Linked DNA regions of Mus musculus: regions 2 and 3 are each linked to region 1. Evidence: chromatin loops called from intact Hi-C (ENCODE). Cell type or tissue: heart. All regions are shown on one strand. Each heading gives the region's core, and the rest is flanking DNA. Links, peaks and the distances in the headings are about the cores only.

Region 1 (7,983 bases), core at 1,729-6,728:
ATTTATTTATTTATTTATTTACTCCGCCTAGGAGAGTGTGCCTGACCCACTCAACAGAAACAGGGAGGGAGAAATCCAGTTTGCATTCACTCACCTCAACTCATGTTCAAACCATGAAACAAACGTTTTTATAGTTAAAAATCATCCCTGACGAAGTTATCAGAATTCCTTGAAATTCACTGGAAATCCCGTCCGCAGATCTTCAAACTTTATCTCTTCTCAGAAGCCCAGAATTCTTTTCTTTCAAAGCCAAGTTACAGGACAGCAGCTAATGAACTAGGAGCTGGTGTTTCATTTGCTCAGGCGGGCAGTTGCCCAGGGCTTGTTTGCGTGGGAGTACCTCTGCAGCGCCTAAGATGTTATTTTATTTTAAAAGAGGGAGCCCTGCTTGCTTTCTGTACACCACACTGCAGAGTTGGAAGTAAGGGAGCCTTTAAACTGCAAGTTTTATTTGCCGATAGGACAGGAAGGTGGCCTGGGTTTGTGTTTGGGTGACGATCAGTTTTCTCGCAGAACTCCAAAACTGTGAGTGCTGAGAAAGATACCCACCAACACCCGTGCAAGCTTCTTTCCCGCCCTTCGCCTTCCAGGTTCCAGGCGATGCGCTGCTTCTGCTGCTGCAGGCCGGGCAGCTAACTCTAACCTTCCGTCTAACCTTGCGGGCCTCGCGGGCTGGGCGCGGAGCCCCGGGAGCTGGAGCGGCGGTGAGCGGCGCGGGCCCGGGCGAGCGAGCGGGCGGGCGGGCGGGGGCCGGGGCTGCGCGTGGGAGCTCTGCGCGTCCGCGCGCCTTCCTGGCGGGGCTGGCGCGGGGGAGGGGCCGCGCAGCGGCGGAAACCGGCGCGCGGCGATAAGAGGCTGCACGGCGACATGCCACAGTCTCTCGCCGCAGCCCGTCGAGTCGGGGCGCTCGCCATGCTCCCGTGACCCGGACCCGGCCAGTTCCCTTTCCCGTGGCGGGCATCCCGGAGTCGCGATCCCACAATGCCCCGGGCAGTCGGGGCCCCGGCGGGCAGCCTGCACGGCCACGTGAGAGGTGAGTGGCGGGGCGGCCGCGCATTGTTCTGCGCTGCGGGCGGCGCTGCGGCGGCCTCGGGTGGCGCTCGGGGGTCCCCGGGCCGCACCGCGATCGCGCGCTGCGGCTACCGGCCCTGTCCCGCGCCTCCCTGCGGGCCCCCGTGGGGCGCCGCGGGACAGGACTAGTGGCCGGTGAGCCGGGGCAGGTGCGTGGCCGAGTGCTGTGAACTCGGTGACCTCTGCCAGGGTCGACGGGGGGCGGCCACTGGTCGCGCGGGTCCCGGCCGCGCCCGCATCCCTCTGCCGGGGCTGCCACCCAGCACCGGCTTCATGTGGGCCAAGTATGTGCACGCAGAGGTTAATGCTCTGCTTGCCACCCATAAATTACGCATGACATGTTTAGTTGGGCTGCCTTATATGGAGAGTGCTGTATTTCAGTCCAGTGTGCTTTTTGCCAAGTTTACAGGGAGGAAGACGCCCTGCTTGAGAGGGCTGCCGCTTTTCCTCCCTTTCTGGTGGTTTTGTAGTGCGTCACTCAAAAACTGTAAGAAAAGTAAGTATAGAGCTTTCCGGGTGGAGCCACAGTAGGCTGGTAGAACAGCTTTCATGATAAGTAGTCAGTATATGGACTGGTTTTTTAAATAAAAACAAGAGAAATATGAAACCTTTCCTCACTCCTCCCCCCGCCCCCCCAAAAAAAAGACCGAGTCTGATGTTGTTAGTAATGTGCCATATGAGAATACTTTGATTTTAGAGGATGTAACGTGAGATTTAAAGAAATTACACACACACACACACACACACACACACACACATACACACACACACATGCATGTATGTATAAATGGAGCTGAAGCCTTCCTGGCTAGCCCACAGCATTTTACAGCTACATGGGTGTTGAGACAAGCCTATTACGCTGCTAAGATGGGTTTATGTGCGGTATGCATCCCCAGGATTAAAAACAAAGTTAGAAGCAGCCTGGAAGGTTATTGCCACTGTTTTAGGTTTCTGTGTCCACCAGCACAGGCACAGACCATAGCAAGTGATTAATAAAGTCTGCAACACTCTGAGCTATTTCACAAACAAATTAATTCAAGGAGAGGGAAGTCATAATTACGGCCTTTGGATACGCAGGTCTTCTGCAGCATGCTTTGAAATAGTACACTAGTGGGCATGTTAGACCTCCTTCCTGGGTTTCAACACAGTGTTCATACAAGGAACTTACTTAGGCCATAACTTTCCAAACCAGGCTGTCTCTGTCTATGGCTTTACAATGTTGGTGTTGTTACCTGGTCCTATTTGTAAGATAAAATTCTGATCCCCAAAGATAAGTTGAAGTGAAAGTTCAAGGACTGCAGAATCCTTGAACAATTTAGTTCAGGAGGCAGATGTGTTAACTATGTAGTTGGTAGCCTGAAGACAATGAGTTATTTCACAGCGGGAGAAAGCACGTGGCTGTCACTTCCATCTTTGCCTCCTTAAAAGTTGGTGACAGCTAAACTAGCTTTCAAGAAAGCCATCATGTTCCAGTTTCTTGTATTTGTACAGGGTTACACTTTTTTCCCCAAGATCTAGACATAGTTTTTTATGTTTCTATGTTTAATGCAGAGTTTCCTCAGTGAGAACTACTTAGTTGAAGGTTGTGTTCATAGAACAGGTTGGCTTCAGCCCCAGGAAACCAGTTCATTTGTTTTAAAATTGCACCACCACTGAAGACATCATACATCATAGACACATTTTATTATTGGGAGAGACTTAGACAGACCTCACATAAGCTTCATTTAATATTTTTTCTCCTGTAACTGAGAGCAAATGTGAGCATCAGATCCACATCTAGTAGTATTCGGGCACATGCCAAAAGAGAAAGCAAAGTGTTACATGGTTTGGGATACGGCTGCTTGTGTGTGTGCTTCCCCATCCGAGGCAGACTCCAAGTGGAATTCATTACATTTTGGTTCTAACATTCTGTTCTTGCTCAGGGCATAGAATTCCTGTGAAATGAAACACTTGGTTCTTTTCAGAGCAAGAAGAGATTATCTCAAGGTTTCTCCTTGGGGGTGGAGGAGGCGGGTAGAAACATGCAGTGATGGCTTTCCTTGAGGAAGAGGGCGCCATTCTTATATAATAGTTCCGACTTTTATTGTAAGTAAGAAATTTTTACATATTGTCCCCCTCCTCCCCCATCGATGTCACCATCGTTAGTCTTGTATTTGATTTGTTTATGGAGACAAAAAGGTCTTCTGGCTTTCTCCTTGTCGTTAGGTAGGTGTTCAGAGTAGAGAACATCTCAGATCTTGCTTGGAGTAAGCCCAAATGAATAGGCAGTTAAGGATTTTGTTGTTGTTGATGCTGCTGCTGCTGTTGTTTTGTTGTTGTTGTTGTTTTGGTTTGGTTTTTTTTTCCTCTAAAGGGCATTAGAGAAGCACTGTATATGATGGTCAGGACAGTAGAAGAAATGAACAAAATAAGTTCAATAAGTGTTTGATTCTGTTTAGGGTCCTAACAGGATGCATTGGAAGGTTTTAAAGGGGCTGGATTTCTAGATCAAAAACTCCATTTTCCAGGAAGTTGGGAAAGTGCTGCAAGGTACAGGAGCTACTAGCCACACATGCTGCTAGTACTGAGATGTTTTCTGTAAAATGCATGCTGGCTTGTAAAAATGTGTACAAAGAAAGTAAGATACTCGATTATATTATATTATACTTATGTTAACTGTTTTAGAGATAATGTATTGAGTATTGGTTTTGATAGAGCATTTTATTATATTTATTTCCCATTTCCTTTTCTGTTTACTTTTCCTCCCGAACAACTAGAAAACTTGATATAACAAATATGGCTTATGTTCTGTGAGGCAGCACTGTTTTGAAATAAAGCAGGAAAGCAGTATTTTGAGAAAAAGCTTAAATTAGAGTTCGCTAGTCAAAATACACCAAAAGCGATTTTTATTTTTACAAGGTAAAGGCGCTTATTATACACAGAAACTAAATTGCTTGTCTTTCTCATCCATTGTAACCAAAATTTGGGCAGGAATACTACCATACGTCTATTTTTATTTCTTCCAAACTACTATTTAGCTTAGAGAGTTAATGATGAGGTGGTGCTAACAAAGAGAGACTTATAATTAGGGGGGTGAGCTTCACACCTCGCAGAGGCCAGAATAGGCATGATTGCTACCCCGAGATGTTTAGAAACACTGTACTTATCATTGTCCTGGAGTTACCAAACAGAAGCAAGGCAGTGACATTTATTTTAAAATAGTGTTCGGTAAACAGCAATTATCTTCAGGTGCCTAATATGTACTTTCTTTTGTTATGACAGACCTTCCTTAAAAAATAAAGACACCAAACAAAGCCAAACAGCTTACAGGAATGAACGATTTTCACCTGTAAAGAGTGGGCATTGCTTTGCCTGTAAGGAGAGAGGAAGTTCCACTTCTGTCCTGAAGTTATGGGCTCCGAGGCATTCCTGTGCCTTGACACACAGTATTTATTCTTGAGAAAGCATCTGCCTGTAAACAGAGCACAATGGCATTGTCCGGGCACATTCCTTTCAGATATTTTCATAACTGAAGTACACTTTGCCTTGCAAAGTGAGTGTTAGGCCAAAAAATTGTGGGGTTTTTTTTTTTTTTAGCCATGCAAAGTTATGTTTGCTCATATTTTCCTGAAGGATATCAAAGGCATACATGTTATTATTTTTCTTCCCCTCCTTCTTTCCCCTCTCCCTCCCTCGCCTCTCCCCTCCCCGCCCCCTTGCCCATGGTGGAGCCATATCTTAAATGGAGCCTCAGGGAGAATTCATCCTAATTTGGTGCATGGCTACTCTGTGGAAACAGGCATATTTCATATTACTGTAAACAACTGTGGTGGGAAGAGAGGAGGGGGAGGATTCCTGCTAATTTGTGTTCATGTCTGATGAGTCATGAAGCCTGTTAGGCAAGGGATGGAGAATTCATTAATTGAAAAGCAGCTCCTTGGAAAGGATTAATTGACATATACCATATTTATAGACATTTTTTGTTTTAAGAATTGAGATAGGGAAACTGATGAATAATAGTGTTTTCATATTTATATTTTTATGTAAACACTGCGATATTCTTGGGAGAAATAAAAGTCCTAGCATATCCATGGTTATGTTTTGATACATATTATTAAATTTAAAAAAAAACATAGCAGACTGTTATCTCTGTTTTCTATGACACAGTGTTAGAAAGTTGTTTGTCACATGTGCCTGTGAGATGCAACAGTCTTTGAGAGACTTTTTAAAATGTAGACTGTTTAGGGTTCTGTTTTGTACTTTCCCCACTTTTCAAAGGTTCTCTCTCTAGATTTCTGTGATTATTCTTTGTTAAGCAGTACAGGACACATCATCTGAAGACTACAGGAAGCCATAATATCATCAAATATATATTTCAAAAAAGGGAAGATATAATTTTGAAATGATACAGTGGTATTTCATGAAAGTTAAAATGATACAGAAGGGTTCCTGTTTGCTTGGTACAGAGCATTACATCTCAGCAGATGCTAATCCATTGCTTGAGTAAGCTGGTATCCCCAGCTTGGTATAGAACTTTGCATAAGACAATGAAAAGTCCTGATGCAGCTCTGACTGAGTGCATCTCCAGATAAATAAGTAACAGGAAGCGCAAAGTGTTCTTTTAGTTTCCCAGCTTTACCATAGTTTACCCTTTGCAGCATTCATTGCATCCATCCAGTAATGTTTCTTTCTGTTTATATGTAACATTTACACAGAGGATTTTGCTATATATATTGTATAATATTTTTCCCGAATGACCTAAGCTAGAATATTGGCAGGATTGTTTATTAACATCAGTAGACACTGAAACAGGACAGCTTCTGCAGTATAGTTGCAAATGTCAGGAAAACCAAAATGGCAGCTGTGGTAATAAAGGATTTAGAGAATTTGTACCAGAGAAAAGCTAGATTGAGAATTAGGAGACATTTCTACCTAGGTTTTGATGATAGCTTTATAATATACCACAGACATTCCATGTTCAGCATACCAAATGAGAAGGGATTTTGTTAGGGAAAATGAAACTTAAGATACAGAATAAGCAGGCAAGGAGAAGTGCATATGGGTAACAAGGTTTACATAAACAGTTACAATCTCTAAGGTTTCTGGACTCAAATGAAGGAAATAAGAAGGTCAAAGAGTATCTGATGATTTTGAACTCAGGTGAGAGTAATATTTTGTAGACTAAAAAACAGCAACATCGTTGCCATTTTAAGAAGCAGTCTGGGAAGGCTTGGTGAAGTCTGATTTCTCTTAGGACTCTAGTATTGGCATCTGTTCACAGTTAAAAAAAATGAGAGACAAGGAAACAATTTAAAAGACTTTTACAGAAGTTACAGGTTAGTGCATAGCATAAGCATGAACTGTATTGAAGTCTAAGAATGCCAAAGCAAGGCGCAAAGCAGTAATACACAGACTGTAAACATTATCATCCAAGATATTTTCTAAGCTTGACTTAATGCTAGAATTTTCAGACTATTTACAACTGTGCATTTTCACCTTCTATCCAACAGTCATGCCTTAGTATTGTTGAGGATAGTAAAACTGAGACGTCAGCATCTTGTCTGACCATAGAAGAATGCTGTCTGCCCAGTAGTTCCTTACTCTCAGTAGTAGACCGACAGCAGAGAGGTGGTCAAGCGAATCAGCAGCTGGACCTACATGCTGTTGGAAGGTTGGTGGGAAGCGCAGTGTTGGCTATACTCAGCTTGCTCATCTTCTTCAAAAGGCCTACTCACTGTTTTTTGTTTACTAAATTTTTACTTAAAAGCTAAGTTTGAAAGAATGTAAAAACTCCTTAGAAATACCATATCCAAGTTTATTTTGAAAATTCTCTTCTTTAATACACTATAGGCAGAATAATAAAGATCTCTCTGGCTATGATTTCTTTTTATCCTATAAGGGCTGATGCCAATTTTATAATTTTATCTTATGTACTTACTGCATTTTCAATTTCTTGACAAGAACAATAGATTTTAGAGGAATGTTTTCCATCATGTAGTCAGTGACATTATAATAGTGTTAGTAACAATTTATAAGTTAATAAAGTTGCTACTTGTTTTAATTGATATTGTAAATATTTTACGTAAATAAACATTTCAAATTTTATCCCCTTTCCTGGTTTTCCTTCGGAAACTCACTACCTCATCTCCTCTACACCTGCTTCTGTGAGGGTACTACCCCACCCACTCACCCACTCCTGCCTCCCCACATTGTCATTCCCCTCCATTTGTGCATCAAGCCTTCATAGGAGTAAGGGCCTCTCCTCCCAGTGTTGCCCAACAAGGTCATCCTCTGCTACATATACGGCTGTAGCCATGGGTCATAGATGGCTCACCCATTAAAGGTAGGCTCACAACCAAAAGTATAAGTTGCTACTTGTATATTGCTTTATAAAATCTCCTTAAATATTCTCTACAACTATAGCATAGATCTTAGGACTTTTGTCTTAGGGGGTAATTAGCATGACTGGGACCTTTTTGTTATTTCTAGAACCAGAAGATGTGATTTTTTTTTTCAATATACACATTTTAACCCTTTAATCCATCTTGTCCCCAGTGTTAGTTACAGAATAGAGATGAGAATATAGGTACTAATAATGCTAACCGTTTGGAGAATGAATTCTGTATGCGCAGTGAGGTTTTAGAGTAATACACAGACTCCTCAGCAGAGCTTTCTGAGATAGCCCTGCTAATGTCTTGGTTTCAGAGATTGGGAAACTGGGTCATAGATATTTGAAGTTTATTGCACAAGATTACTTAGTTGCAAAATAGCCCAAAGAGGACTTGAGCCATGGCAGTGTAGTTTTAGAATATCTGTGCTTGTGTAAAAGAATAAAAACAAGTGAAATATGTGTGTTGGGGGTTACCAGGTTATTTAAGACATCAAGACATTGAGATACTTTTTTACAAGGGTCATACAGCAGCACATGGAGAA
Region 2 (7,983 bases), core at 1,677-6,676, 97 kb before region 1:
GGGACAAAATTTCATAGAAAGAAAGACATGAATGGCCTAATAAAGAGTGCCAGAGCCTTCTCAGCAGTATTGGGAGTGTGGATTCAAATAGTCATGACCATGAAGCCATACAATTTAGTTCAGATTTTTTTCCCAAAAATATCACCAATAGCAATGTCAATGTAGAATTCAATGTATTATTTTAGAAATAGTACTTTAAGGGAGACACATAGAACATACCCAAAGTGAGACACCAAAGGGGGAAAAAAGTGTTTTCTGAAAGTATTCCTATTTGACCTATATTTGGCTCTTCAATTGTTCATTCATTGTACAGTATAAAAGTCATTCAAATGTCAACATAATTTGTGAGCTCAGTACAAAATGAAAAATATGACTCTTTATTCAAAAGTATTAAGAAATTTAAGAAAACATAGCAGCAAATATGGGAATACTCTGTTAAGTTCAAGGTATTTGCAATTGTGTGTGTAAGCCCCTGCAATCAAGAACACAGCTCTGATTTTCTTGCTCATCCCACAGAGCACAGGTGTGAACAAAAAAATAGTTACAGTTTTCTAGGAGTTTTCAATATAACATGGAATTGTCATGTTACTAAGGCTTACTAACTACATGTAGAATGTTTTACACTTTTTACACATAGCAAACTTATTTTTTGCTTTCCAGAAAAGACAACAAGAGCAAATATTCCAAGGACAACTCTCTCCACTGAGCAGTGACCACACATTATCATTTCGATGAAGCTTCTCATTGCTTCAGAAACTACTTTTCCTACAGACAGAGCTCATGTCCACCTGGACTTTGATTCACACTGACTGTAATTCAGGGCATACTGTGTTTAATCAAGACATCCCAAAATTTAATTAGGATCTACTCAGATTGCTCCCATGGTTCTCCCGATCTTGCCTTCCAGATATTTGTGATAAATACTGACTTTTGTACATAATTTGAGAATTTTATGTTTATTTGTTGATAACTTGGTATATGTAGGGCTCTTTCTTCACTGATATCTGGCATCTATCTGTACACCAGATAAATGCTTCAGGTGAGAGCCATAAAAGTACTTAATAGATGGTTATGTAATAAGTGCCTATTAAATAATAATTTTTAAAAACTTGTAGAGGTAGATAGTGGGAACAAGAAGATTAAAGGGGGGAGAGTGGATGTAAAAGGTTGAATGAAAATCGGAACTAGGATGTAGGAAAGTGGAAAGCACATGCTGCTAGCCAGTGGGCTTTGACTCACCTGGGAAATGGAGAGGATTAAAAGACCTTGGAAAGCCACCACAGTGGAGAAAGCTCAAGTGCCTCACTATACCAAGCAGGCAACTGAGAAGATAACTTCAGATTGTCTTTTCTTTTTATTATTTAATTTAATTTTATTTTTTACTCAATCACTTTACATCCTGGCCACCTCTTCCTACAATCCTTCCCCCATCCCTCCACCCTCTTCTCCTCTGAGTGGGTGAGGCGCCCCTGGATATCTGCCCATCCTAGCACTTCAAGACTCTATGAAGGCTTGGTGCTTCCTCTCTCTCGGAGGCCAGACAAGGGAGCCCAGCTAAAAGAACATGTTCCACATAATAGCAATGGATTTTGGGATAAGCCCTGCTCTGGTGCACTGATGCTCTAAATGGTGGGAAAGATGAAGGCGGCCCCCAAACAGGAAGTTGTAAACATCACCTGGGTCTGCAAAGGGGAGGTACATTGTGAACTGTTTGCATCTTGGTCATTTTAATAATTTCATTTGGAAACTTCCCTGCTTGTTTGTTTGTTTTAATTTAAGGTTTACTTTAGTATTAGACTCTATAAAGTGAGTCATAGCTTTCTAACACCATGACGATATTAAATTGTCAATGTCTCACTAGAACATAAGGTGAAACTTTTCTCCCCACCCTGGAAGTCTTAAGAATTTGGGACACGGGGTATGGTTTTAAGGCTACACAGAACCAGACAGTTGTGGCACATACATGTAACCCCATCAAGAGAGTTCCAGCCATACATACCTGCTTCATATATCACTGCTGCATAAAGGAACTAACCTGACACTGTAGAGAATAGCTAAATTGCCACGGAGAGAGTGGCTATAATGATAACTTTACATGAAACAGAAGAACAGAGGCTAGGATTCACTGAGTTGTTACACAGCTAAGTATGCCCACAACTTGCTAGCATTGACTGTTTAACCCTACAGATTTGCCAAACATTCTATAAAACACATTTTGCTGTACCCCTGAGCTAGGTCTGTGATTCAGTAACATGGTGCAAAGGCCCGGGAATTTCTAAAATGAGTGTGTAAGTGATGATGCAGTAGAGAGAGAACGCAGGTGAATGGTGGCAATGTGAGACAAAGCATGCCATAAAGAATCTAACAGGGACAGAGAATACTCTGTGTGAAGAGTAAAAAAGTTAAGAAGAAAAGTAGAATGATAAACGTAGCTCCAGTATGGAATTCACTTGCCTTTCTGCTTTCCTAGCTTCCAAAACGGAATCCTTTCCTATAAATCTGAGGTTCTCTATGCTCTAAGTATGAAGTCCATAGAGTGGAAAACTCAGCATAGTGGATATGTTTGATTTCATAGTGGGGGTCGCAAAAAGTACAAAGAAAGAAACAAACCACAGGTGGAAGAAAGGAGGAGGGCTATCTGGCCCTAAGAATGAAAGTATAACCTGCCATCTACGGGATGCTTGTGCCATAGATAAAAGTCCTGGGAGAAAGCGGCTGAGTGCATCAGGTCCCCAAGGCTGCAGTTACAGAAAAGGAAAGCAGTATTTATTGCTAGCCAACTGTGGGCCGTGGTCTAGTCTATCAGTGCTTTAAATGCATTTCTCATTTGTCCTCACTATTGCCTATAAAACAGCATTGTGTAGCCTTTTATGATGAGGATCTGAGCTAGCCATTGTGACATATCTGGTAAGTGTGGCAGTTAGGAATTAAAGAGGCCACTCTTACTCCAATGTCCATTTTGCTCCCTGATATGTATGTGGGCTTTCTTCTGCTGAAAAACTGAGAACAATAAAATGTGTTTAAATTAATCCTGTACCTAGTTCTAATTTCTGTCTATATAAAAAAAAACAAAACAAAACAAAACAAAACACAAAACAAAAACAAGAAAAACCCTTTCAAAACTAAACCCTTTCACTCCCTTGTCTTAAGAGTCCATAATATAAGCATTATCATGGTAAACATCTAAAATTCAAACTGTATCTTGTTATTTCCTTAGATTTCTCTGGAGAAAGCAAAGACACGTGAAGAGTGTTACTTGCTAATCTCTTTCCTTTGTTTCTCGGCTTCCCCTTAGAAAACAAGTTTTCGGTAAGCTACATGGTCTGAAAACACACAGCTTCATCACGGTTCACAAATCCAATTGTTACGTTTTTCTGTGAAATTAGTTTTAATATTCATAATTACTTACACAGATTGCTGATTATAAAAAAAGTGTAGCCACTTATTTGGAAAAGAAAAATAAGAAAATAAATCTCCAAATCCTATAAGTCATGTAATATATATATATATATATATGTGTGTGTGTGTGTGTGTGTGTGTGTGTGTGTGTGTGTGTGTGTGACTTGTATGCTTAAAAATGTTTTCTAAATGTTTGTTTCACTTCAAGTCATATGATGTAATTTTTCCTTTGCCATTAGAAAATAGCAACATAGCAGTCAACGGTTACACAATATTTCATCATACACCTATGCCTCCTTCTTTTACGTGTTTATAATCCCCCTAGGGAAAGAACCACATGCATCTATTTCAGTTGCCATTACTAGAAAAACAGGACTAATGAGAGAAGACCTGATTGCAAAACAGATACTTCTCAACCTAGAAACTGGGGAAAGGCACAGCCAGTGTATAGCTGAGGGCTTTCAGTGGGGGAATCACTTAAAGTGGCCAAACTGTGATCTGCTCTGACACAGAGACTGGATTCAGTTACATGCTGTTGATTGCTACTATAGAAATATTCAATGACAATGACATGCCATTTTATCTTTATAGAAATAGCACTCACTTTCTCTCTTCCTCTCTCTTCTTAGATATTTTTACAGGTATGAGTTTTTTGCTTTCAGTGTGTGCACCATGTGAATACAGTGCCTACTATGGACATCAGAAGAGGACATCAGATCACCTGACACTGGAGTTACAGAGCCATTTGTGAACTGGCACGTGGATGTTAGCAACCAATCCCAGGTCCTAGGCAAGAGCAACAAGTGTTCTTAACCAATGAACCATCCCTTCAACCCAGAAACCATTTTCTAGAAATATTTTAAGCCAATTTAGGAATAAAAGAAACTTTCATGTCTTTATATTTCTATGATAAAGGAGGTATTTTTTTTCAGGAGGAAAATATTGCTTCTGATCTAAAGTGGAATACACATTGACAGAAGCTTTCCTTACCATTGAAAGTAAACATATTTAACTATATTTTATTGCTTCATGAAACAAATCTCTCTCTCAAGTCTCTACTCACAGGCAGCTCATGATTGCAGTCATATTTGCTTTTTGTGAACTTCACTCACCTAACCAGCAAACAGAAGCTCTTGTCATCCCTGAAACTGTCTATTTCTGTGTTAAAGAACATTACTTATGTAACGTCTGAAGAAAGGTAACCAGAAAGGTAACGTGATAATCCTGTAAATGAACACAGCATTGGCTGATTGCCCTTGTCCCTCCCCTTCAGTGGATCTTTGGATGTATGATCAGAGCAGGAACAGAGAGGTCCCAGCTGACCCCTCCTGATCCAGTTCTAAGTGGCACGACTCTGCTCTCCGTGCTTATCTTAAAGATCACTTTGTTGTCTTCATGAAAAGTCCACACACATGTCTGAGGCCATAGTGCTCTGCTTTGTTGATAGAATGTCTGGCATGAGCCACAGACGTCTTGGAGCAGCAACTGTTTTTAGTGGCAAGCTACCAGGACTCTAGAAAAAAAAAAAAAAAAAAAAAAACCTTTGCATTTTTCCAAGCAGCGGCTGCATGCCTTCCAAGCCTCTGTTCATGTCTGCCTTTAGAAGAAGCTGAAAGTACCTCTCTCAGTGACAAAAAGAAAATAACTTCTCTTTTCTGCTTCAAAATTATTTGATATAAATAAGATGTGTCGACTGCCTCTACTTTCGTTTTCACTCCACCCGACTCAGTCCTTCCTGTCTCTGCCAAACTAGGAGACTTTCCCTGGGTGTTCTTAAAAGGTCATCTCATTTCAGAAGAAAAACAAAAGAAATAGGGATAAAGCACACTTCTTTTTTCTTTCCTATTTTCAAGTAACTTTGTGAGAAAGAACCAAAATATGTATAGACCTGATTGCAAATTCCCTGCAGTTAAAATATAAGCTACTTAACACTAACTGTAATGTTGCCTGCCTCACAAATGCCTTCTCTGCTGTCCAGGACCTTGAAGAAAGCCATAAAAGGGAAGGAATATAATTTTGTTTGTTGGCACTTACTGAAAAGCTAAAATAGAATAGTAACAGCAATCCCTTTTGCCAGCTCCCCACCAAAGAAGTTGTGAGATCACAAGTTACAGGGGCAGTGCAGGGCCCATGTTCTCAGCTGTGTTCCAGAGCAGCTGACAGGATCAGTTCACCAATATCAATCTAAAGCAACACAGAGCACTTGAGGATATCTAAGATGATTTACAGAATGCACAGCTGTATACATGGATGTAGTGCATTTTTAAAATGTAGCTTTAATTGGAAACATGATAGTCCTTTTTCACTTCTTGGTAAGAAATGGGATTTTTTTATGTTAATTATCAAGTATGGAAATACCAGATTTGTAATCATGCATTTTGTTTTCTGGTTAATGAACTACAAAGACAATATATAATTTATAATTTATTTTTAAAAACTCCAAAATCTTTAAGAAAAGTTGAGATGCTCAGACACTGGCTAAATCATGACAATAATAAATGACTGTTATCCTGCAAAGTTATTGCTCTTTGTAAATGGGACTCACTGAGTGTCTGGAGAGCAGTTTAGTCCTTCGAAGCCCAGTAGTTTATATAGTGAGACTGTACATATGTTTTAAGTTTCTTATATTTCCAATTAGGTAAATTATTTAGAGTTTTGACCCAAGTAAGAAAAGTTGAAAAAGAATACCACTGTGTCCAAACTATAAAAATTAGTAATGGCTATGGGAAGTTTTAGTTTGTGTAGTAATGCATACTTCAGCTCACATGAAAAGAAGCATGTGGGCTACTGCAGACATCATTACATAGGTGTGGGTTTTCAAGTATGACTATGAAAACTTTGAGGGATCATCTTAATTTCTTTTTAAATTATAATGTTCAGTCTACATTGTGGCCAAGAGAACATAACTGGAATATGAATCAAATTATGTCTGTGTTTTTGTTAATAAAAAGAAAATTAAGCCATTCTAAAATTACTTTCCAAATCTGCCTGAAGAGGATTTTTTTATTATTATTTAAACTCAAATATAAAAGATCTTGTCAAAATATGCATGCAGAATTTCTTTCTTTGGAAGAAACCTGCTTCCTTTGAGAACAATGTCTACGGTCAAGGTTCCAATCTCCAAATATCTTTAATGTAGAAAGATTGATTTTAAAGAACCCTCATTGGGTAGCTTAACCGGTATGTTGTTCACCTTTCCCCAGTGCCCTCCCACATTCAAGTCCATCTTGCCTCATACATTGGGTCCTTTTCAGACTGTCTAGGGGAGCTACCAATGGCCATAGCAACGCAAATGTTATGTAAATTCCATATTTCATGGGTTGCATGTTAATTAAAGGTACACAATGCAATGTTGTGAAGTGATCACCTTTGGTGTCTTCTAATTCTGAGCTGCTTATTTGTTTGCAGACTAGATTTAAGCCAGTGCTTCTCAATGGTTGTAACCATGTTGTGGGTTGTGTATCGGATATCCTGCATATCAGATATTTACATTCCAACAGTAGCAACACTTATGAAGGAGCAACAAAACAGCTTTATAGTTCCACGACATGAGGAACTGTATTAAAGGGTCACGGCATTAGGAAGGTTGAGAACCACTGGTTTAGGCACCATTGCCTAAATTTATATGCAACACTATAGGCAAATGTAATTCCTTTAGACTCAGCAGAATCAAATATGTTTTTTTTTAATTCATGAAGGAGATTCCTTAGCCTGCTGATTTCCCTGTGATACTGGATTGGGTGCCTAATGTGAATCCTAGTAAATTATAAAAGGAAGTACATGGCTGCTTTATAGATTTGGTGATTTCTCCTGCACATTCTTTGATGTCTTATAGAGCTCTAGGCAGGGATACTTACTTCCTGGTGTCTTCAAACGCTTAAAAAGGTAGAAACTCTTGTTTACATTACTTGTTAACATCTTCTCTCTTTAGGCATTCTTACTCTATCTTACTTTTCATGAAAGTGTTTTCCTCTACATTTTTCTCTAGATCTCTAGATTTCTCTATCTTCCCCAACTTAATTTATGTCTTTGGATTTCTATAATGATGACTATCTGTTGATTCTCTCTGCTGTCTTCTGAGCCTAAGAGTGACTGAGTAGTGGAGGAGGAAATAAGAGATTTTAGGTAGGAGTTATTTCCCAATCTAGGAAATTGATATTATACCCAGTTCCCCCTCTCCTATACATATAAGTATTCAAGAAATATTCTCTTGCTATCATGAGCAAAAAAAAAAATATTAATCATCTGAAAATCTTTTCTTATTGGAATGAAAGAAGACGATCCCAGGCATCTTCCTGTACTGACTCTCATCCTTCTCCTTTGTCTCATTAGCCCCAGAATTGTATTACAAGTTAGATGTTGACAGAGCTGCAGAAAGAGAAAGAGATACCTTTTAAAGTATCTGCCCTTCTCCTACATGACACCTAAATTATTGATCCTTCATGGACAAGTCTTCTGCAATTTCAACAGAAGCAGCATGTTAATTTACATGATCCAGTTTAAATAAAATATGGCCTACTGGACATTTTACAACTTCTACCTTGAACTAGGTAGATGGCATAAGGACATTTATCCCCTGGGGCT
Region 3 (7,983 bases), core at 1,643-6,642, 76 kb after region 1:
GCGACGGTGGACGTCTTTATTTTTTGCCTTTGCTATTTTTAGAGCCCTGCAGTAGCATAACCCTGCACCGCACACAAAGCAGTACGGCAGTTGGTGTTGGATGCAGAATTGCTATTAGATGAAAGCTAACAAAGCAAATCCTTGGAAAGAAGGAGCCTGTCTGCGGTAAAGACTTTCAGTATGAAAGTTGTAATGTAAAAATTAGAATGCTCAAGGATAAAATAACTACTTCCCTCTAAGAAGCCATGCCTGTTTAGTAGAGAGTAATTGTAGCCACTCACTTTAGCTACTCTGCACCACTGCAGATGTTCTGAAAAGGTGTTCCTTTCTGAATTGGTCCATGGCATTTTTGGATTTTTTTTTCCCTTTTATCAGAAGTCGTAGGAAACTTTTATAGCTGAGTATTTCAATCAGGTTTCATTTTACTCTTCTAATCCACATGCTTTCTGAATAATTATAGCACCAGTATGTGTATAAATATTCATATTTTATAGGTTGATAGGACTTATGCATTATCTCCAGTAGTCTAAGAAAAATAAAATGTGTTATCAACTAATAAACTGTTGAATCATCTGAAAAGCCCATTGTACAGAGGAATTCAGAAAGTAGTGGAGATGAGGTGGGCTATAACATCTGTGGAGTGAAGTGTGCTCAGAGCCACAAGCTTTGAGCATCATTCTGTGGTCAGTAGAATTCTTTTAGATTATTTATAAATCTATACTTTAGCTGTCTGGTTTTAAATATTTAAAAGAATACCAAAGATTCATGACATAATTAACCGTGTTGCTGCTTAAGAGGAAAATTAAAGCTCTCTGAGTTGGCCTTGCACACCTCCTTGTCTGTCTGCCTCAGTGTGTCTTTGTTTGTTCAGGTAGACAGCAACCCTGATGAAGTGGAGGGGATTTGTCCATTTAGGAATGTTTAGAGATCTGGGGGATACACTACACCGAATTATCAAGGTTCTTTTCATAACCAGACTATACAAACAGCACTTGAGAAATTAGTGCAGAAAGGTTTGTAGCATCATTCTGTCATCAGTAGAATTCTGATCTTTGGATTTTTAACCCTCACCAACCCTGTCTAATAGCTCAGAGCAGCAACATAGCCAGCCTCCTTCTGTATTCTCCAGCAGTTCCCGTGCTGAGAGCAGATCTCTCGTTTTGGGAATTGTCAGATTTCCTGCTGTTACATCTTTATCCAAGCCAGTCTGACTTTGAGCATTACTGCTTGCAAGTACTGTTAGGGAGAGGAGGAAAATCAATGTCTCCAAAATGGGCAGGGTTATAGCTCCAGACGCAGCAGGCTAGACAGCTGTACATCTGGACCCTTTACTGATGGTTTCGTCAGGTACACATGAAGTACATCTGCTGACCTACAGTTCTGTGACAGATAAATTAGCTGAATTATTAAAGAGCTTTCTTAATCACCAAACATGTTCTAATTGAATGATGAAGGATGAAGGTGAGCAGGCAATGAGTTTCAAAGGGTCTAGAAACAGGTGTGTGGTATAAAATGTAATGGTATACTTTTTCTTGTTGCTAGCCTAATTTAGTTGCATTTGTTTTCCCATATTGATAGGAAATGTATTTTTCATATTTTTAGATCTTGAATGGCGCTCAGTCTCTACACACACCCTATTATGCCATGAGACACTGATGCCATTCCTCTGTACACACAAGCCCTGGTGCACATATGCACATGCATATAAGCTCACCTGTAACATTTAGGTATTTAGGGTGAAATCAAGTGTTTGGAAATGAAATGCTGTTTCTCTTTTTATATTAGGGAAACATAGCCAACCATCAGTAACAATCTTATCAGATTGGACTCCTTTGTGAAAGAGTTTTAGGACAGGACCAAAATATCCTTGTCTAGACCTCTTCAGAGTAGAATAGAAAACCGTACTTTGTATAAAGTTCCGGTTGAGGCAGAACAGCCTGAAGGTTTCCAGACTGAGACTGAAAGCATCCAACAAATGCAGATAAACCTGCCTACCATAAACACTGCCACATCTCCTGGCATTCTCCCACTGCTGCATGCTGAACCAAGGGCTGCCCACAAAATTTCACTGAAATGTACCCTTGTTGCCTTAGTAGATAGATAATATAGTTATTACCATTTTGTTCATGAGGACACTGAGGGGCAAAGGACTAAGTAATAAGTACAACAGAGTCACAGGTAGGAAAGTGCAGGATTAGTTTTTAAATTTATGTTCCTATTTTTGCTTCTTTGAACCCCACTATTAGAATTTATCCCCATATCAGTTTTAAGGAATCAAAATGAAGAAGAGCGGTCCGTGTTTAAAAAATAATGTCTTCATGGAAGTGTGTGCTGGGTTACTGTTTCAGATTTGTTCAGTATTCAAAGCTACTGTTGAATTCCTGCCTTTCTCCTACATTTCCATTTCTTTTTTCCAACTTCTCATACCAATGAGCATTCCTCCCTTTGACCTTGTCATTTGCATTAGAACACTTGCTTCTTTGGACCTTAGACTATCATCAAGGGATCATAACTTTTCATCTAGCTCCAGAAGTCTAGGAGAGCTGACCACCTTGAAGGACTCACTTATTCGCTGCCTTTAGCTCTTGTCGATATTGTTTTGCTTTTATAGCATACTGTTAAGCATGGGCCAGGCATGAGCACCATGACAGTCTCCAAGAAAACACCCTTACACACTTCAGGGCGTTACAGAGTATATGTGAGAGCCAGAAAAGCAAATTGACCAATGAGGTGTTGGCATCGTAATTGGAAGCAATGAGAAATAGCACACAGTTGCACGAGGCGAGCTGAATGTCTGTCCCTTCCCACCCCCACCTCATAGGCTCATAGTAGAGCACATTTTGAAAATTCTGAGGAATTCATTCCAATTCTATTTTGGTAGGCAAGGAAAATTTAGAAAATTGGTAATAAAGTATTGCCAGTCTCTACTGTCATCTCAATGAATCACAAACTTTAGCTTCTTTTACTGAGCATGGATACAAACACAGAATCATTGAGTCCCATAATTTTGTTTTTTAAAAGTGTATCTGTTCGTAATGGAGAGAATTGAAATTTATACGTGGCAGGGGTAGCAAAGTCATTTCTCTTTATAGTATCAGGTTTTAGGAAGCTCCATTCTCCCAAAATATGGCGCTCATTCTCTCTACCAAAGGAGCCATTTCCTGTCAATGTCAAGGGACAAATGGCCAATGGGTGTTGACTGTTGACCAACCAAAACCAGTGCTGGCCTTTAGGCTCTTTCAGTATAGCAGCACAACTATTCATGGCTCTTTTCAGCGCTTCTGATCCTACCTCCTGCTTTAAACTCCAACTCCTGGGCTTCCCTCTTTCAGCTTCCCTCTCTCCCTCTCTGTTCCTCTTGTGGTCTGGACTCTTTCAGATGCCTTTGGCTGTGTCCTTCTTCGTATCTACAATTAAAGTCTTTCCATCAACAACACTTCGGAGTAGTCAAGTCTTTAGTTTATAAATCTAGTGCCTAAACCCTCAGTTTATACATCTGGTCCTGAAAGCTCTGGGTGGGAGCACAAATGGATCCCTCCCTTTCAAGGGGTCTTGCCTTTCCTAAGCAAACGAAGCTGCAGACTTGACTCTCCTAAGATACGCATGTATCTGTTTTGTTTTTATTTATTTAATTCTAGAGTCTTCCTCTTCCTTGCTTCTTCCTTTCACCTTCTGTACTTCTGCTGTGGTATTCGGGGCAGCTCTCTGGCTCCTGGAGCCTGCTTCCCCCTCCTGGGTGCCCTTCACAAATAAAGGCTCTCTCTCCCTCCACCTCCTCAGTCCTCTTCTATTGAGTAAATTTAACTGCAGCACTATCTGCTTTGTCTCTGTTGACTTGCTGGAGCTTACTATTACTATAAAACCATTCTTCTCAGCCTCCTGGGCCCCTGTCATATAGAAAATGGATGCCTCTCCTCTGTGACTGGAGATATCTCTCTCTCTGACAAATCTCTCAGTGCATTTGAGCATGCCCCAGATTGAAGCTCTTGTTGCACAGAACACTTATCCTCTCCCTCACGCCTTTCTCCTTCACTGCATGTTCTCGGCTCCCTCCGAGCTTCCTCCTCTCTGCTAGAAGCTGCCTGCGTGGTCTCTCTCCATAGCTTGCTAGAACCCGTTGTTTCTTCCTTTACCTTCCCTGACCTCTGTGATACAGACATCCTCTGGGGTGGAGTTCCTGTTTGCAGCCCTGTCCCTCCTGTCTGTCAGCTTCCTCCTAATTAGAACCCTCCCTCTGGTGGAGTTCCTGATTTTTCCTTTTTCTCTTTTCCTCTTTGGAGCCAGAGACTGTATGAAGCCATGATGTCTGGCTGAAAAAGGTGACCTTAGTTTAGTGCAGTAGCGCCAAATCAATTTGCAAATTCCCACATATTGTAAAACATTTGCCATCATACAAGCAAATATTCGACAAAAGTCTCTTATCTCTAAGCTTTTTCTACTTTCCACTCTAGAAAATCTTTTATCTCTATGCTTTTTGCTCTTTGCTCTCAAAAATTATTTTAAAACTATTATATAAACTCTGTAAAATTTGGAACAAAAGTTAGCTTAAAATTTGCAACCAAAAGCTAATACGTTAAAAAAAAAAACAAAAAACAAAAAACAAGACTATACCTAGGTAATCTTAATTTTCTCTGTGATACTATATGTGTAGCTCGGATTCAACATGTTTAGGGAAAACACACACACACATACATATGTATGTATATGTGTGTGTATATATATGTATGCATATTGAATATATGAATATGTATGTATATATATTCAACTCTTGTTAAGTAAAATAGATGTTTCTAAATAGTAGCCACCATGTGACTGCACCACCATCTTCTTTAAGATGACCACGTGCTATAAACCAGCTAAGGCAGCACCCATAAAACATTTTAGACCTCTTGAACCCCAAGATTGTCTTTGTGTCTCCTTTTCACACAAAGGAAACAGCTGCAGGTCTTAAAGACATTTTGGATTAGGATGACTCTTTATATGATAATGGAAAGAGTTAAAATTTATACATGGCAGTAATAGCAAAATGACTGTTCTTCACTTTACTCGAGACATTAGAAACAGTAACTCTAGGCTAAGGACCTTAAGGTGAGCCTTAAACAATGCTCTGCTTTAGGAGAGAAAGAGAGAAAAAGGGGGTCTGGAGAGAAAGAGTTGGGGGCTATGTGACTTATTTTATGAAATAAAATTTCACGCATCTTTCTAAGATAAAAAATTTAGAATGCAATTGAAAAATTAGAGTAATATTAAAGGGATAGAAAGTTTAACCATATGAGCCCTTGTACATATTTACACTTTATTTCAAGTGCTGTTTGAAAACTCTAAAGAGGGGTGGGGATGAATGGAAATCTTCTGAAATTCAGCATACTTCTCCTACCTCTGCCCATGAATAAACAACTGTCCTAGAATTTGTATCTTTGCAACCACAAAAGGGCAGAACACCTAATGTTAGTCATTAGTTTTTGAGTAATAAACGTCTGATTTAACTTTTCTTAACCACTTTCTATTTTAGTATGCCCTGGCAAATTACGTAAGAGCCATAATTGGGTGAGCTCTAATGTCTGGGCAAGGAACTCACTTGAGAAGAAGAGAGATCTGTTACAAAAGCAGCAGCTCGGGACATCTCAGTGTCCTGCCAGCACTATGGTATCCCTATGAAAAACAGCTGCTCCAGCTTGGTACAGTAATGTAAGAAAAGCTTCTAGAAGATGCAAACATATTCCTCAGGGTCCACACTTCTGTCAGGGACTTTTTTATGTCATATTTAAGAAGAGAGTGGCTACAGTTTTCTTTTTTAATAGGGTATTACAAATGATTTTGAAGTTTTGATTTGTGCAGGTGCAGGCCTGTCGGACTATTCACCAAAGAGTAGTCCTGGTAATTTCTTATATTAATAATTAGAGGGGGTTTTCCTGCTGTTTATTGTGTCAGGATGGCTTTGTGTGTTCCCTTGGCCTGCTTCACTTGATCAGTTTAAGCAGCTGTTTTGCCTTAGGTCATTAGGTAGTAAATAACCACACAAACTGCTATTAACTCTTGGATTTGTTTAATGAGTGCAGTCTTTTTATACCCTTAGGCCATCTTGCCTGGCCTAGGTTCCTGACATCTGAACAGGCAGCTACAAAGACACCAAGCACAGGAGTAATCTTTGCTTATATTCAGGTCCCTTCCTGACACTTTAGTTCAGCCTGCAATACTCCATCTTAACTCTCTGACCTGGCTACTCTGCACAAAGCCTTCTCCCTAGCCTGATTGTTTTATTCTTAAGTCAGCTGACTCCTCTGAAAGCTCTACACAGTGTTCTTAAGTCTATTTTACTGTGAAGGCCTCCTGGCTCTTTGGATTTTGGGAAAGTCAGTGTGTTAAAAGAAAATATAGTTGCAGAATGAGTACCAGACAGATTTGAAAACTAAATGTTTTCATTCTTTCTGATCTTGGGCAGGTTATTTACTGTCGGTTTGACTTTTTTGTTGCTGTGTGTTTTGTTTTTGTTTATGCAATCATGCATTTAATCCTGGGTGAGTTTTGGTTCTAATTTTCTATTTTATGAAATAATATTGGACTCCACCTGTGTCATCTTGACCCCATCCCTCTCTTGCCCTCTTCCTTTCTTCTTTCCACTTCCATTTTTCTTTCTTTCATTCCTCCATCCTTTTGTGTTCCATTCCCCCCACTGCCTACCTTTTGTGTATTAGATGTTCATTAGATATGAGAAAATAACAAATTTCTCAGAAAGTTTGAAAAATATATATTGTATTGATGCATGTGTTCATTTAAGTTTGCAAAGTAGCTCAAGAAAGCAGGGTAGGGGGAAATGGTCTTTATGCATCAAAAACGACTTTAGTTAAAGATCCCGTGGAAATATACATATATATGATTCACTTTTAGTTTATTTATTGAGTAATTTTCTTGCATAGACATGTGCATCACAGCCCTAGGGAGCAAGAGTCAGACAGCCTGTAGCTGCAGTTGTGGATGTGGGGAGCTGAACCCAGGTCTTCTACAAGAGGAAAAATTGCTCTTAATCCCTGAGCCATTCCACCCCTCCCCCAACCCTTCCAAAAGATCAGTTTTTTAAAAGGTCATGGAATGGAACATGTTTTAAGTGTAATATTGAAATCGTAACACTAGAAGTAGTATGGTGAGCTGTCAGGCTAATACAACAGTGATAATAGCTAGGTGTTCTTTTGAAACCCAAGATATGGCAGTATTATGTAAGTAAATACACGTCTAAATTGAACATTTCACTACAGTTTTTGTTTGTTTGTTTCATTTTCGAGACAGGGTTTCTTTGTGTAGCCTTGACTGTCCTGGAACTCTGTATATCAGGCTGGCCTCACTTACAGAAATTAGATTGCCTCTGCTTTTATAATATTGGGATTCAATGCATAAGAAACCATTGTCCAGCCCTTAAAAAAATCTTTAAGAAAAAGTGGGATAAGTAAATTGTATTTTGCCATTTTTTGATACCTCTTTCTTAATGATTGAGTAGAGTTGTTTTAAAGATGAATGTTAAAGCTATAATGATTTCTATACTTTTATTTAAAATTTAAGGCATAAATGTGTGAACATAAATAAACAGGTTCAATGGTGATATATAACCAGGCATCGGATATAGCTGGACGAACTCTTAACAAAGACTTAAAAACATCTTGGAGGAGATGATATTTAACCAAGTCTTTAACTTTACTGAAGATTTAGCCAAGGAGTGGCAGGGGGAATGGATGCAGAGCAGATTATGTCTGGGTATACATGTATGCAGAGATATCTTGTGCAAACATGGTTTAATGTGGCCTGTAGACAGTGTGTGTGTGTGCATGTGCTAGCCTTCCAATCAGATATGCATCCACTTTTCTAAATAATGTTATAGATTTAATGTATTCGTAATAATTTTAAGAGATACAAATATATAGTATAGAAATATATCTGTTCATTTTCTGTCTCCCAAATAGCAAAAGCAAGTTTTACCTGAAAAATAATCAG

The links. Peaks named below come from ENCODE experiments on the same cell type or tissue, not always from the same donor. Only the 100,000 strongest peaks of a DNase experiment are listed, where the experiment ranks them.
Region 2: it touches region 1 in a loop (2.5-fold over the local background); 5 of 42 quality-filtered maps call a loop at or near these places.
Region 3: it touches region 1 in a loop (2.4-fold over the local background); 8 of 42 quality-filtered maps call a loop at or near these places.

Annotation. Positions count from the first base shown.
Region 1 is chr3:60,500,391-60,508,373 of GRCm38, forward strand. It overlaps Mbnl1 (muscleblind like splicing factor 1), which reads left to right and starts at 789. Exons shown (of 10, transcript NM_020007.4): 1 at 789-1,033. In heart, for the core only: CTCF peaks have their summits at 3,126 and 4,456; no DNase peak of the experiment used is centred there; H3K4me3 peaks cover 1,816 bases; H3K27ac peaks cover 1,830 bases.
Region 2 is chr3:60,403,936-60,411,918 of GRCm38, forward strand. No RefSeq gene overlaps it. Among named protein-coding and RNA genes, the nearest start is that of Mbnl1, 93 kb to the right of the region's middle. In heart, for the core only: no CTCF peak of the experiment used is centred there; a DNase peak (open chromatin) is centred at 4,776; H3K4me3 peaks cover 814 bases; H3K27ac peaks cover 1,201 bases.
Region 3 is chr3:60,576,786-60,584,768 of GRCm38, forward strand. The region is part of intron 2 of Mbnl1 (muscleblind like splicing factor 1); the gene reads left to right. Among named protein-coding and RNA genes, the nearest start is that of Mbnl1, 80 kb to the left of the region's middle. In heart, for the core only: a CTCF peak has its summit at 4,243; DNase peaks (open chromatin) are centred at 4,136 and 5,616; H3K27ac peaks cover 919 bases.